Regions from separate parts of the Homo sapiens genome. Here region 2 is linked to region 1. A link is a loop called in an ENCODE intact Hi-C map of the cell type or tissue named here. Cell type or tissue: PC-9. All regions are shown on one strand. Each heading gives the region's core, and the rest is flanking DNA. Links, peaks and the distances in the headings are about the cores only. Region 1 overlaps LOC107984418 (a long non-coding RNA gene). Region 2 overlaps NELL1 (neural EGFL like 1).

Region 1 (2,806 bases), core at 9-2,508:
ACCTTGTCTGATAGCAGATAATAAGACCCTTATTCCAGAAGGGACCTTGCCCCATACCAGGGAGGAAGGAACGGCACACAGAGAGGCCAAGAAGAATCTGAAGTCGGGCCTTGCTAGGTTTCCCCACTCCGCCTATTAGCATTAGATCATACCCTTTCTGTCCAATCATCCAATCACATTTCTACATGGCTGTGCATTCTTCATGGGGTCTAAGGCTAAAAACAGACAGTTTTCTCTTGAGTTTTTAGGTCTTTATTCTGAAAGCTCCTGTGTCACATAAAACTTTAAGTCAATTTGTTATGCTTTTCTCTTGTTGTCTTTTGTTATAGGAGTGTCATTCGTGAGTCTTATGATGGGTGAAGAAAGGTATCATACCTTTCCACCCCTACACTGAGAAGGACACTTATAGCATCACCTGCAGGTTAATATTGTCATGTCTATTTTACAGATTTGCAAGCTGAGCTCAGAGAGAGCTGCACCATTTGCCCAGGGTCACAGCTTGCAAACAGTGGAGCCCTGATTTGACTCTAGAGTCTGGGGCCTAACTGCTCCCCTAGTTGCCTGGGAAGGGAAGTTAGAGCACCTGGATTCTTATTCTGGCAGCATCATTAGCTCAGGGTCCATTCTGAGACAGTTTCCCTTCCTAAGTGTCACTATACCTTCTGGGCCTCACCTGCAAGGCCAAGGCAGAATGCCAGTGGGGTCATGGATGTGAATGCATAGTCAGCAGTGGCTGGTAGGGATGCAGGCTGGTATAGGAGCAAGACTCCATGCTTTCTGGCAGGGCCTGGGTTCAAATCCTTACTCTGTCTCTGATTAGCAAGACCTTGCCCAAGTCCCTTGACCAATCATGAGACAGAGGATGACACCAACCTCACGCGATTGTTATGCAGATCACATGCTCCACGAAGGCAGGCTGCTTGGCTTAAGAAGATGCCTGACACACATCAATTCCTTTTCCTATCTCCTTTATAGAGAATGTAGCTTCATTCTCCAAGCATGAGGTAGAGGGAAAAATAGTATGCTCGACCTTCTGAGGGTCCTTTTGATTTTATTTTGAGACAGAGTCTTGCTCTGTCGCCTAGGCTGGAGTGTAGTGGCTCAGTCTTGGCTCACTGCAACCTCTGCCTCCTGGGTTCAAGTGATTCTTCTGCCTCAGTCTCCTGAATAGCTGGGATTATAGGCGTGCGCCACCACACCTGGCTAATTTTTATATTTTTAGTAGAGATGGGGTTTGGCCGTGATGGCCGTGCCGGTCTCAAACTCCTGACCTCAGGTGATCCACTGGCCTCGGCCTCCTAAAGTGCTGGGATTACAGGTGTGAGCCACCACACCAGGGCCCAATCCTTTTAAAAATACTCTAACTAAATCTGAGAGAGAGCTGAATTTACTGCTTTGCAGGTCCACCCGTAAAGTCAGGGCCTGCCTGAGGATGGCATTGCTTGGGCTTTGCTGCCCTCTTGTGGCCACTGTGAGGTCGAAGGAGCTGCCCCTAATTGCGGCCCTGGAATATAGGAGTTGGGGGAGGACTGTATTCCTGATTCCCCACCCCGGGACATTCTGATCCAGCAGCAATAGGGGAGGTTCTGTGTCACTGGTGATAAGCCACATTAAGGAACCATTGAACTAGTCCAATCCCTCATTAGAGAGGAAGACTATGTCCCTGAGGGTGGATAGGACTTCTCTGAGAGTAGCAGCTAGGGTAGGCTAAGTAACTCAGGTCTCCAGACCTCAACACCCTTTCCACTATCTCCCCTGCACAAGGCAATCCTGCCAGGTGAACAAAGCTTCCGAGACATCTGGACCCACCTGTCACCCAGGGCGAGGATTCGTCCGCTGCTTCGGTCAGGTCGTTCTCCAGCCTTTGTGTGAACTCCAGTGGTGACAGGGCGCTCAGTATCCCGTTAAAGCAGCCTATTCCTGTGGCCCTTAGGACGTTTTCCTTTGTATGGGGTCTTGATGTGCCTGTCTGCATCCTCCCCTGTTGGGCCTAATTCTGGCCTTAGAGGCTCTGCAGCTCCATCCTCTGACTCCTGCAGAGACTGCAGAGGCAAGCAATCACAGCTAGGAGAATGAAGAAGATGGAGTCAGTGTTTCATGGCATCTGGCACACGTGATGCATCACCTTCCTCAATCCTGCAAGACAGGGGAGTGGCATTAACTTGTCCAAGCTCACACATCAGTTAGTGTCAAGGTGGACAAAGCGTCCTCGATTTATGCATTCAGGAACCGACATACTGCTGAGAATTCAAGCAGTGAGTTAGTGATGGGGTGAAGGCCAAAGCCGGTGCTCAAGGGCAGCATTCTCAGCTGCACTGCAGCTTTCACTGATGGCCAGGTGGGCAGCCTGGGGTCGTGTTTACTTTCTAAAAACCTTCTGGTGCACAAAACAAAGACATATAGCTCAAAGATCTACAACAAAGCAAACACTTGTGTCACCACCACCTGTCTTGGTCTGTTAAGGATGCTATAACAGAAATACCATAAACTGGGTGGCTTTTAAACAACAGAAAATTTTTTCTTCCAGATCTGGAAGCTGGGAAGCCCACAATCAAGTCACCAGCAGACTTGGCATCTGGTGAAGGATTACTCTCTGGTTCATAGGTGGCTTCTGTGCTCTGTGTCCTCACACAGTGGAAGGTACTAGCTAGCTCTGTGGCTTCTTTTTTAAGGGCACTAATCTCATTCATGACAGTGGATTCCCATGACCTAATCACCCCGTAAGGGCCCATTTCCTCATATTAACACATTGGGATTTAGGTTTCATTTTATGAATTTTGGAGGGATACAAACACTCAGACCGTAG
Region 2 (2,806 bases), core at 273-2,772, 1.4 Mb before region 1:
TGAGGAATGACTTCTTTGCAAAAGAGCAAATCCATATTATTTTTGGAAAAAAATAAACACACTTATAAGAGAAGAACAGTTTGCATTTGGCTTTTCTTCCCCTTACTCAGGTATTATTTCACAGGCATTAATTTTTCCTGTGGTGTTGACTACAATTCACTGAGTAAAATGGTGCTGGAGGGTAGTGAATTACAAATCAGAACCTAATTGAACAGCAGGAATAGACTGATTGGCATTGACAAGTACCTCTTCTGTGCAACTTCAGTAGGGCTGCCTGGGGTCCCAAACCATAGCTGACTGTGGCCTTGCTGCTTAAGAATAAACTTGATGTCCAATCACCTTGACTACTGGCTTTGATTAGGGAAATAGGTGCCATTAACCCCACTCTTTAAATCCAAAATGGTCAAATGTATTTTTCATTTTTAACCCATCAAATATCTGCTGAGCATTAGCTACCTGCCAGGAAACATGTTCAAGCATTGGCGGTAATAGGTTCGGTTAGGTGGAATGTCAACAGGCTTCGTTGGTTTATATCTGTTGCATATTTCTTTTTTTTTTTCTAGTCATGTAGCTTTTATTTTCACACAATTTGGGATGGCATTTTATAGATCTGTTCTTTACTGCCTATGTGGCTTTTCATTCTTCATCCTTGTCTCCCTTGTCTTTGAAATAAAGATAATCGATCTTGCCTTGTAGACTATTTGTGACTATTAAATAAGACTTATTCTACTACTATTTGTAGTAGGTGAATATACACGTTGGTTTTCATTTCCCCCTTTCTTACTAGGGGCACAAAGTTGAATTAGACCCTCTCCTGGCTCTCAGTAGTACATTTTCCTTGAGGGAGACAAGCACATATATAATTACAATATAAGAAAATATTATAATATCACTATATATCAAGCACTGTAAGTATAAAATCAAAGCTATATTGTCATTCTCCCTAATAATAAAATATGCAATAAAATCCTTGGATGACATACTCCCTGATAACATGATTTCATTATAATGTGACTTCTGAGTGTCAGTTAGTCTCATACTCTGTCTTGTCCTAATTATCTAACAGAGGTGGGATAAGGTGTTTATCTTTGGGGGAGATAGAAAGAGAAGAAAAGGCAAGGCCAGCATTAAACAGGAGGCTGGCCTGCTTCAGGAAAGACAATGGGCCCCATGTGCTCAATATTCTCTTAGCTCACTCTTCTGGGATCATTTCAGCTAAAGAGGTACCAACTCACAAGGGTATTTCTGGAACAGCTGCCATGTTCCAGCTAAGACAGGAACAAGAGGTGTTCTCAACATGCCATTGAGGCTTGAGGACCATCGCCACCAGGTGGCACCAAATAGGCAGCAAGAATGGGGTGGATCTGGGCCCTGGATCTGACTCAAGTAGGCAGGCTCATTCCAATTATGTCCTCTTTGTTATGATGTCAGCTTGCATCTTACACAATACAGTATTTTAGTCCCGTATTGTCCATATGTGGGTTCTATTGTGTTTAGATTTTAGTAGGAGCTTTGAACAATATTATGACTCCCTATAAGATCTAGACTGTCCTCATGCTTTTTCTCATCCCATACCATTCTTCCCTGAGCTCATTACACTCCAGACATTCTGGCCTTCTCAAATCCATCATCTGTGTTGGAGCCTTTGCATGAGCCTTTGCATCTACCTGTGTTGTGTTCTTAATATATAATCCTTCTTTTATTTAGCTCGCAGTTCAAATGCCACAGTCTGAAAAAATTTTCTTTGACCACCATTTTTGAAGTAGCTTTATCTTTTCAGCCTCCCTAATCCATTACCTTGCTTCCTTTTCTTCCTAGCATTAACCAGTATTTGAGATGATCCAGCATATATCTTTATTGTCTCTCTTCCTTCACTGCACTGTAAACCCAGGAGGCCAGGGACCTTATCTTTCTCATCCAACATCATGTCTCCATAACACTCCAGATTGCCGTTGGTGAGAATGGCAGGCTTAGTGGAGGGCGCTTCTCTGGAGCATTACTTACCCCTTGCTGAGGCAAATAAAATAAGCCAAATAGTAACTCTTTCTCGAGGAAAAGTACAAATAAGAAAGTTGTAGGAAACTAGGATGGGTTAGAGGAAGTAAACATGAGATTATTACAGGAAGTAAAGAGAGATTATTACAAATGTATTATTACATTATATATTTGCTAGAATATATTGGAGATAACATCTCAGTAATAATAGTGATTAACAACAATAACACAACACCTAGCACACACTCTGCCAAGCACTCTTCTAAGTGCTTTACAAGAATTAGCTTACTTAATCCTCTCAACAACCTGATGGAATAGCTACTATTATTAGCCTTATTTTACAGATGAGGAGACAGTCTCAGAGAAGTTTGAACCTGACCAAAATCATACAGCTGGAAATTGAAGGAGCTGAGATTTTAACATTGATAATCTGTCTCCATTATCTTAAATAAAACTACAACTTCAATTTTAATCATTGAAATAACATACATATAAAAGTTATTCTTTTAAAAAGGAGAGATAAAGAATAGCCAAGGTGGTCTTAGCTAAAAGAGATAACTATGAGTGACCACTAAGGAAGAGGATGGGTCACATATTATAGAAGAAGATCATGCACAGAGTGGTCCAAAGGACAGTAAATATAGAGTAGATGTCAGTGGTGGATAAGGAACTCTTAATAGAGTTCAAAACCTCAATCTGGGAAAAAAGGGACCTCAGTCACAGGTATACCTTTTCATGCTACAGGAATTCATATCACAGTGCAAACATATACTGCCAGGCTGGATCATAACATTTTGGAAGATTTGGGTAG

Evidence for each region. Peaks named below come from ENCODE experiments on the same cell type or tissue, not always from the same donor. Only the 100,000 strongest peaks of a DNase experiment are listed, where the experiment ranks them.
Region 2: it touches region 1 in a loop (9-fold over the local background); 4 of 110 quality-filtered maps call a loop at or near these places.

What each region holds. Positions count from the first base shown.
Region 1 is chr11:20,127,089-20,129,894 of GRCh38, reverse strand. LOC107984418 (a long non-coding RNA gene) reads left to right here. Exons shown (of 3, transcript XR_001748477.2): 2 at 2,528-2,640. LOC124902643 (a long non-coding RNA gene) reads right to left here. Exons shown (of 3, transcript XR_007062615.1): 2 at 1,810-2,064. Among named protein-coding and RNA genes, the nearest start is that of DBX1, 32 kb to the left of the region's middle. In PC-9, for the core only: CTCF peaks have their summits at 1,295 and 1,494 (motif pointing left); a DNase peak (open chromatin) is centred at 1,454.
Region 2 is chr11:21,510,564-21,513,369 of GRCh38, reverse strand. All of the region lies in intron 15 of NELL1 (neural EGFL like 1), which reads right to left. Among named protein-coding and RNA genes, the nearest start is that of NELL1-AS1, 250 kb to the right of the region's middle. In PC-9, for the core only: CTCF peaks have their summits at 1,079 and 1,307 (motif pointing right); no DNase peak of the experiment used is centred there.